Regions from separate parts of the Homo sapiens genome. Here region 1 is linked to region 2. Evidence: read pairs that join two places in POLR2A ChIA-PET (ENCODE). Cell type or tissue: IMR-90. All regions are shown on one strand.

Region 1 (5,000 bases), 870 kb after region 2:
AATATAGCAGAGGAGTGGCAAGGGAAACGGGCATGTGTGAAAAAGATGAAAACATGAGAGGCAGCCTAGCTTTATAACAGCCCACTCTTGTGAAAACTGATCCACTCCCATGGAACTAACCCAGTCTTGTGAGAAAGAGATTAATCTGTTTTAACAACCTAATCACCTCTTAAAGGCACCACCTCCCAACATTGCCCCACTGGGGACCGACCACACCTCAATATGAATTTGGGTGGGGACAAGCTATATTCAAAGCATAGTGCTTACCTATGAGACCTAGGTATTTACTCAAGAGAAAGGAAACTATGTGTCTACTCAAACACTTGTACAAGGATATTCATAGCAGTCTTATCCATAAAAGTCAAAAACTGAAAACAATCTAAATCACCAACAGAGGAATGGATAAACAAATGTGATATGCTCGCTCATGGAGTACTACTCAGGAATAATAAGGGAAAGAACGACTGATACCCACAGCAACATGGATGAGCCCTAAAAACATCATTCTGCAGAGAGAAAAAAAGCCAGAGACAAAAGAGTATGTACCGTACAATTCCATTTCTATGAAGTTCCAGGGCAGCCAGAATCTGCAGTGATAGAAATCAGAAAATCGTTGCCTTTTAGGGGATGGGAAGTTGGGGGAAACTGACTGGAAAAGAGCACAAAGGAAACTCTGGGATGATAAGAATGTTCTAGATCTTTCTTTGGGTGATTGATACAATGGATATAACAAAATTGTACAGACTCATCACACTGAACACTTAAGATCTGTGTATTTTATTATGTGTAAATTATTTGTCAAAAAAAAAAAATCAAGACCAAGTATGGTGGCTCACGCCTGTAATCCCAACGCTTTGGGAGGCCGAGGCAGGCATATTTGGTTGAGCCCAAAGGAGTCTGAGACCAGCCTGGGCAACATGGCAAAACCCTGTCTCTACAAAAAATAGCTGGGTGTGGTGGCATGTGCTACTAGGGAGTGGTCCCAGCTACTAGGGAGGCTGAGGTGGGAGAATCGCTTGAGGCCAGGAGGCGGCGGCTGCAGTGAGCCATAAACTCCAGCCTGGGTGACAGAGTTGACAGAGTGAAACTGTCTCAAAACAATAATAATTTTTCTTTTTCTTTTTTTTTTTTTTTTAGTAGAAACAGGGTTTCACCATACTGGCCAGGTTGGTCTCGAACTCCTAACCTCAAGTGATCTGCCCAGCTCAGCCTCCCAAAGTGCTGGGATTACAGGCATGAGCCACCATGCCCAGCAAATAATTTTCTTTTTAACCAAGGGAAGATATATATCGAAAGGTTAAGACCGTATGTTTGGATGTTGGGTCCTACCCACTAGCTAGCTATGTAAGTTTGGGCAAATTACTTAACCTTTCTAAGCTTTAAATTTGTATTTTATAAAATGAATATATGCCAGGCAAGGTGGCTCATGCCTGTAATCCCAGCACTTTGGGAGGCCGAGGCAGTGGATCACCTGATGTCAGGAGTTCAAAGCCAACCTGGCCAACATGGTGAAACCCCATCTCTACAAAAGTACAAAACTTAGCCAGGCATGATGGCAAGTGCCTATAATCCCAGCTACTCAGGAGGCTGAGGCAGGGGAATCACTTGAACCTGGGAGGCAGAGGTTGCAGTGAGCTGAGATCACACCATTGTACTCCAGCCTGGGTAATAGAGCAAGACTCCATCTCAAAAAAAAATGAAGATAATAAAAACAGTATTACCTAATGCAAATTTAAATTGCAACCTTCTGTAAGGAAAAGCCTATTTATTGTGTGTACCAACACTGGAGCATAGTGTTGAAAGTAGAAACAGGCCCTCTGTACATATTTGATGAACGGTGAACGGCTGTTGAACTAAACCAAGCATCACCACATTTTTTTTTTTTTTTTTTGAGCTGGAGTTTCACTCTTGTTGCCCAGGCTGGAGTGCAATGGTGCGATCTCGGCTCACTGCAACCTCTGCCTTCCAGATTCAAGTGATTCTCCTGCCTCAGCCTCCCGAGTAGCTAGGATTACAGGCATGCGCCACCATGCCAAGCTAATTTTGTATTTTTAGTAGAGATGGGGTTTCACCATGTTGGCCAGGCTGGTCTCGAACTCCTCACCACAGGTGATCTGCCCACCTCGGCCTCCCAAAGTGCTGGGATTACAGACATGAACCACTGCACCCAGCACATGACCACATTTAATACACTTCTACAGCACATTAAGGAACAGCTTCACTATCATCTTGAAACTGGATGGCAGTTGGCAGAGTTTTTCCATGAGTGTGCCATCTATAAGTGAGCTGCATGAAGCCAGTCCCAGGGCCCACACAATTTCTTGTCTCCTCAGTGCAACCACCAGGCTAGAGGAGAGGCAGTTGGGTCCAGGGAAGCAGTGAACATCATAGAAATAGCACAGGCTTTGTAATCAGGAAGATGTCGACTTCATTGCCAGTCTTACCACTTCCTAGCCTTAGTTTGTCTGCGAAATGGTAGTGATAATGCCTCCTATGCTAGATTGCATTTTTGTTCTAAAATATTCACCACCCCTGCTGAGGGAGGATTAGACTTGGTACTGCATTGACCACAGCCTTGGCCATGTGGGTTTGCTTTGGCCAATGAGATGTGAACAGAAGTGAGCCTGCCACTTCTGAGAGAAGCCTCAGCACTCATCATGTGGTTCACATTTTCAAACTCTGTCGCAAGACTGCTGTGTCACAAATAGAGGCTTCTTCAACTTGGATCTGGAATTCAGAAGACATAAGCCAGAGCTGCAGCCAACTCACAATGAATATGTAAAGTGAACAAGAAATAAACCCTTGTTATACTAACCATTCAGATTTGGGGATCATTTGTTGCTGCAGCATAATTTAGCCTCAGCTGATTTACACACTCCCTCAAGGATATCATGAGGATGAACAGCCTAACATTGTAATTGATCCTCTACCATATACCAGTTATGTGGAGCCATGAAGTTCACATTCTGGTGGGAAAGATGAACAAGTAAAAGGAAAATCATGACTTCCTGTTAAAGATGGCTTTACTCCCTTCATACACCCTACTATAATGGGTTTTCTTAGAACATTTTTAAAGCATTTTAAAACATTTTTAAGGTACAATTTTTTTGTATTTTTAAAGACATAAAATTCAAGGAAGAAAGAGAAATAGAAAGGAAAAAATATCGTATAACATTTCATAGAGTAGAAAGGTGGTAACTGATCCAGCAGATGTGAAAGGGCAGAATCCTAAGCCAACAGTGGGAAAAACCAAGAAGAAATCTGCTTTATCCTGCAAAGCCTCAAGAATTGGCAGCAAGTCTCCTCCAGAACTGGGGGCAAATGTGGGGCTAAGGTGGGAAGAGCCACTAGAGCCCCAGATGGTCTCCTTGCCAACAAGCAGCCAAACAACTGTTCTTCCCTGAGCTGACAGAAGAGAGAAGTTTCTTTTCCTGAGATGAGAGTCCCTGAACCAAAGATCCCAGTCACACTGAAGGTGGAGGTACTAAGCTGAACACGGGGGATTGAGTAAAACTGAAGTACTGAGCATGAGGCTCCATCCTTCCTTCCCTGGTGCCCATGGGTATGTTTCTTCCCTTCGGTAGAGAATGACTTCTTCTCTGGGGGCATCTGACCAATCTAAGAGAAAAGACCCAAAGATATTGATGTTATGGGCTCCCCAGGAAGCAATCTGGCCATATCACCCTACTGAGAAGCCCAGTCAACAAGCAGAGCTATTCCAAATAGCATTAGTGCCTCACTTTAAATAAGAGCAGTATATAGATCCCCAGACATCTGGTGAAGCCTAATGAAAAATACAAAGACTAAAACAAATGAATAGAAGAAAAGCCACTTGCAGGAAACAGAGACTATAGAGGGAGAAAAAACTAAAAATCAGCTATCAAGACTCTCAAGTTAATAAGAAGAGATGCTGCGTTTATGTAAAAGGAACCGGTTGTAATTTTTAAAAAGGGCTTTCAGGAGAAAGCTCGTTTTTAATCTCCAAGAGTTCAAAGGAACTCTTGGAGATTAAAAATATGTTAGCAGAAATGAAAGAGTCAAAAGGGCTGAAAGATAAAGTTGAGGATATCTCCCAGAAAGTGGAGTGAAGAAAAAGCCAGCGCGATAGAAAGAAAGAGAAAATATAAAACTCAAGGACCAGTCAAGGAGGCCCAATATCCGGATAGATGGAGTTTTACAGAGAAAAAATAGAGGGAAGGGAATCATCACAAAATATTTCAGGAACATTTGCCAGGACTGATGGATATGAGTTGCCAACTGGAAGGGGCCACCACACACAATGGATATAAATAGACCCACACCAAGGCACAGTATTGTAACATTTCAGAATATCAGGGACACAGAGACCCTACAAGCTTCTAGAGAAGAGGTAAAAAAGTTTTATACGGAGGAAGAAGAAACCAAATGGCAACAAACTTTATCAGCAACACTGGGTATTATAAAACAATGGAGTAAGATCTTCAAAGTTCTGAAGGAATATTATTTCCAACCTAGAATTTTATACCAAGCCAAACAATTAAGTGTGAAGGTGGAATAAAGACATTTTTAGACCTACAAGATCTAAAAAAATTTACCCCCATATATACTTTCTCAAGAAGCACCTGAAGGCTGTAATCCACCTAAAAAGAAAGTAAAAATTAAAAAAAAAAAAAAGAAAAGAAAAGATGGATCCAGGAAGCCCAGGATCTAGTCCAAGAGAGAAGCAAAGGGAATCCCATGATAACAGTGAAGGAGATCCAGGATCACACCTGAGCACCAGGCATCAAGAGCAGCCCCTTTAGATTAGAGCATTGAAAAGGCTCTGGAGAGATTTCTTAAGAAGTTGAGGAAGTACCTAATGTTTTCAAATTTATTGAAAGGAGATTTATACAAGTGGAAGAGAGTTTGGGTATCAAATTATTGATAAGTACATAGAAACTAAGGAAATGATTAAAATGATAATAATTCACTACAGGGAACACAAAATTTTATGCAGAAAGGAAAAATCATTATAGCATGCA
Region 2 (5,000 bases):
GTTAGGCTGACAGCTCTTTGGCTCTATGTAATCTGCTTTTTCCAGCTCCGAACATCCTTGGGGAAAGGAAGAGCATTTATTCGCTACTCCTTGGTGCACCAGAGGTTGGCAGACACCTTACAGCAGTGCTTCATGAACACCAAAGTGACCAGGTAAATACAGGACAGGGCTGGGGTTTGGGATCATCCCGTGCAGAAATGAACTAAAGTTCATTAATAATAATGACAGCTGCAACAGTAGTGCTCATTTGTGTCCCCCGTGACACTGCAGACTCCTTCCACATATATCATTGTCTTCCACCCCTCCTCCCAAAGTCCTTGACACATGTGGGCAAGTAGCACTGTGTTTTTATAGGTAAGTGAGGCTCAGAGGGGCTTAATGCTTTTCTCTAGGCCTCACCCGTTACTCTCTTAACTCCCGATACCAGGCATTTTCCCTGGTGGATGGCATGTCCTTGGTGCCAGCACTACTGGACAGACAGGTTACAGCCTTGGCCTCTCAGCAGAATCACCTGTGGGGCTTTTAATACTACTGAGCCTGCGTCCTCACCTGGCATACTGAGTGAACACACTGGAGACTGGTGGGTAGCCAGGACTGGGAGCCACTGCAGAGCTCAGGTCAGGTGTGCAGTCAGCCTTTGTGCGGGTAGTGCTGAAGCCTCAAAAGGGAAGAGAGAAGGGAGGAGAGAGGCAGGGATTGAGTCTATAAAGGGGAGAATGGGTGTCAGCTTAGAAGCTGCAAATCAGGTACCAGTCAACTAAACCTCTTTGGGTTTTCCAGCATCTCTTGGCCCCTTTCCTTTTGGAGTATTCCAAATTTTTTTGAATCTAAAAAAAACTACAAAGGGAAAACCTTTTGTTTCATTATGTCACCTTAAAGATTGATTTGCATAGAGATGTACTCATATTTCTCATGCATGTGACAGGCCTTGTGAATTGATGTGAGCTGAAAAAGTTTGCATATTTGATTTGAAGGTTATTTTGTTTTAGATGTTTGGTGAAGATCGCACAGTTCACAGACAATAATGTCCCACTTTTTTGCCCACGCGGGAGTGCAGTGGCACGATCATAGCACACTGTAACCTCAAGCTGCTGGGCTCAAGTGATCTTCTTACCTCAGCCTTCGAGTAGCTGGATAGGCATTTACCACTGTGTCTGGCTAATTTTTTACTTTTTATATAGACAGGGTCTCACTATGTTGCCCAGCTTGGCCTCAAATTCCTGGGCTCAAGTGAACCCCCTGCCTAGGCCTCCCAAAGTGCTAGGATTACAGGTGTGAGCCACTATGCCCAGGCATCTTTTTCATTTTGGGCAAGGGTTGGGGTAGGGGGTTGGGGTAGTCTTAACCTGTCACACAGGCTGGAGTGCAGTGGCATGATCATGGCTTACTGTGGCCTCTACCTCCTGGGTTCAAGCAATCCTCCTGCCTCAGCCTCTTGAGAAGCTGGGACTACAGGTACATGCCACCATGCTCAGCTAATTTTTTGTGTTTTTTTGGTAGAGATGGGATATTGCCATGTTGCCCACCCTGGCCTCAAACTCCTGGGTTCAAGCTATCCTCCTGCCTCAGCTTCCCAAAGTGTTGGGATTACAGGCATGAGCGACTGTGTTCTGATGCATCTTTTTAAAATTCTTGTTACTTTGCCTGAAATGAAACAACCACTACCTCAAAATGCAGATAACATTTATTTTATTTTTTCTCACCCTGTCTTACGGTGCTGAACCATTTCTGAATAGTTTGTTCCTTGGCTTTTAAATTGGTATCTGGACAGAAATTAGCAGTGAGTTTAGTGTCCCATATTGAGTTCTGAAAATGGAATAGGTAGTAATCTTTCAAAAAAGAAGTTTTCTTTCTCCTACAATTCCCCTTTCTTGGCAAATAATTGATGTTTAAGGTTTCCCATATCCTTTTTGAGAAGTAGATATGATATATATAATAAATGAATAAGCATCCAGATCATTGCAGTAATTTCTTTGAAGAAGAGCAAGCTTATTTGAGAGTTATGTTCTTCTACCATGAAAATGAAATTGGTTTGTGTGCCTGTGTCTTTTAATTTAGTAACCTGAGTTGGAATTCGATGAGGCAGAGCCACAGTGGGAGGACTGAGTAAATTCATACTTTATCTTTATTACTCTTATAATTGACATGTTTTTCTGCAGTGACTGGTACTATGCAAGAAGCCCCTTTCTGCAGCCAAAGCTGAGCTCGGACATTGTGGGCCAACTCTATGAGCTGACTGAGGTTCAGTTTGACCTGGCGTCGAGGGGCTTTGACTTGGATGCTGCCTGGCCAACATTTGCCAGGTACTTTGAAGGATTGCTTGGTTTAAAAGACAGGAAAAGAGACATTTGAAGTTTTGAAGATTGCCACCAGTCTACTCAAAACAATTTTGCTTGCTCAGTAAATTACACAAACCTGTTCAACTCTTATTCCAGCTCCTTTTACAGACTTTGTTGAATCATGACTAACAATAACATCTGAAGGCTCCAACCTTAAACCAACTTAACTGGCCAGGGCATGAGTCAGTGGAGATGTGTATTGCAAAAGCCAAGGCTTTAAAATTTTTTTAAGGCACTTGTTGTTACGGGCATTGGGGGAGGAGTGGGCTTTTTCCCGTGCCTGTTCTTATGGAGTTATTACAGAAGGCTCCTAAGCAGTAGGAGAGGAAGTGAAAGCCACAGCTTGTCCACATAAGGGTTGCAGGAAAGGTTGCTGCATTTTTGTTTCTTCTTTTTTTCTTTTCTGAGGCCATCAAGCCAGCCATATCTTACACCAGTGTGGCACTCACATACCACCAGAGTCCTTACATGAGCTCCAAGAAGGAGGTGTGAGGAACAGGCTCAGAGGATCAGGGGACTTGACAAAGTCACCTAGCTGGTGGGCAGCAGGCCTGGGACACCTGACTTGGGTTAAAATCAAGTCCAGTGTTCTTTGTTTTGTTTTGCTTTCTGTTTATAAGGCTTTTAAAATTTAACATTCATATTTTTTATTAGGAAATACTTCATGTATAGAGAAAAGTGGTGACTATGATAGTCACATGCAAACCACTAGGATTTAATTTTGCCATATTCAGATGTCCTTTTTTTATTTTTATTTTTTGTAGGGACGGAGTCTTGCCATCTCTCCCAAGCTGGTTTGAACTCCTGGGCTCAAGCTATCCTCCTATCTTGGCCTTCCAAACTGCTGGGATTACAGGTGTGAGCCACCACGCCTGGCCCAGATACTCTTTTTAAAACTTTTACATTTTGAAATAATTTCAGAATTACAGAAAAGTTGCAAAAATAGTACAAAGTACTCATCTATCCTTCACCCTGATTCCCTAGTTATCGATATTTTACTATAATTGTTCATCATTTTTTCTATTTACATGTTGATTTATTTCCTAAGCCTTTTGAGAGTAAATTACAGACTTGATCCTCTTTTCTCTTAAGTACTTAATTGTGTATTTTCTAAAATCAAGGACATCCTGTTATATAACTCAGTACAGTTATTAAAATCAGAAAATTAGCATTGATACAATACTGCTATCTAATTTACAGATCTCATTTAAATTTTACAAATTATCTCAGTAATGTCTCTCATAATCTAAGGTCCAATCCCAGATCACATATTAATTGTTAATTCATTAATTGCTATGCCTCTCTAGTCCCCTTTAATTTTGAACAGTTTTTCAGTCTTTGTCTTTCATAACATTGACATTTTTGAAAAATACAGGCCAGTTATTTTGTAAAATGTTCCTTAATTTGAGTTTGTCTGATGTTTCCTCATTATTGGATTTAGGTTAAGTGTTTTTGGCAGGAATACCTTACCTGTTGTGTCCTTGTCAGCACACTGTATCTGGAGGCACACAGTGTTGATTTGTTTCATTACTAATGAGGTTAACCCTGGTCATTTGGGTAAGGCGGTGCTTGCCAAGTTTCTCCAAAAGTTACTATTTCTTCCTTTGTAATGAGTATATATCTTATGGGAAGACATGCTGAAATTACATTATTATCCTTTTTTCTCTTAAATCTGTCCTGTATTAGTTTTAATACCATTTGATCATTCTTGCCTGAAGCAGTTATTACCATAATAATTACCAGAGTGATTTTCTAACTCCATTATTTCTTTTACATTATTAGTTGGCATTCTACTGTAAGGAAGATCTTTTTCTTTTTCCCCATTTATTCATTCATAGCAGTATTGACTCATGGATTCTTATTTTATTCAATAGGTTGCATTCTGTCACTGTCATTATTTATTTTGAAGCTTACATTATCCCATTTATCCAATTACCCCAGTGGGGAGCCCCCTTCAAGCTGGCTCTTGTGGGGAGGTTTGGTTACATCTGATACTTTTTTAAGAAATAAAATATTATAGATCAGCTAAAGCCCCACCCCAATGCCATCCTTTCTCCTTTGTTCCCCTTTCAGAAGTAATCATGTAATCAATGCATTTCATTCTCAGATCTTATGCTTTCATTATTAATTGTGTATTTGTAAATATTTTATATATGTATATATATATAGTTTTATTTTGTAAATGTTTTAAAATTTTACACATGTTGAATCATGTAATAGCTATCCTTTGCAACCTGCTTTTTTCATTTTGCCTTGTTTTTGAGATTTTGTATCTGTTTATACATGGAGTTCTGTAAGTGTAGAGTTGGGTTGGCAAAGCACAGCCCAGAGGGCTGTGTGGAACACAGCTTTGCCCATTTACTCACCTGTTGTCCATGGCTGCTTTTATGCTAACAGTGCCAGTTGAGTGACAGAGACCATATAGCCCACAAGACCAAAATATTTACTATCTGGCCCTTTTCAAAAAAAAAGAATGCCAACCCATGGTGTAGAGAATTCTGTTGGGTGAATAAGCCACAGTGTATCTCTTTCCATAGCAGTGTAGAGTTTGTTTGGTTTCCCTTTTTCCAGTTACAGTGCTGCCAAGAGCATCCCCACTGTCTCCTTATGTACATATGTGACTGTCTTCAGGGAAGATACTGTGAAGGGCAGTTGCTGGGT

What was found. Peaks named below come from ENCODE experiments on the same cell type or tissue, not always from the same donor. Only the 100,000 strongest peaks of a DNase experiment are listed, where the experiment ranks them.
Region 1: POLR2A ChIA-PET joins it to region 2 with 8 read pairs; 1 of 35 experiments calls an interaction of 5 or more read pairs at or near these places.

What each region holds. Positions count from the first base shown.
Region 1 is chr3:45,098,778-45,103,777 of GRCh38, reverse strand. All of the region lies in intron 4 of CDCP1 (CUB domain containing protein 1), which reads left to right. Among named protein-coding and RNA genes, the nearest start is that of CDCP1, 45 kb to the left of the region's middle. In IMR-90, no CTCF peak of the experiment used is centred here; a DNase peak (open chromatin) is centred at 2,677.
Region 2 is chr3:45,970,391-45,975,390 of GRCh38, reverse strand. FYCO1 (FYVE and coiled-coil domain autophagy adaptor 1) reads left to right here. Exons shown (of 18, transcript NM_024513.4): 5 at 46-152; 6 at 2,160-2,303. Among named protein-coding and RNA genes, the nearest start is that of FYCO1, 23 kb to the left of the region's middle. In IMR-90, no CTCF peak of the experiment used is centred here; a DNase peak (open chromatin) is centred at 2,520; H3K27ac peaks cover 593 bases.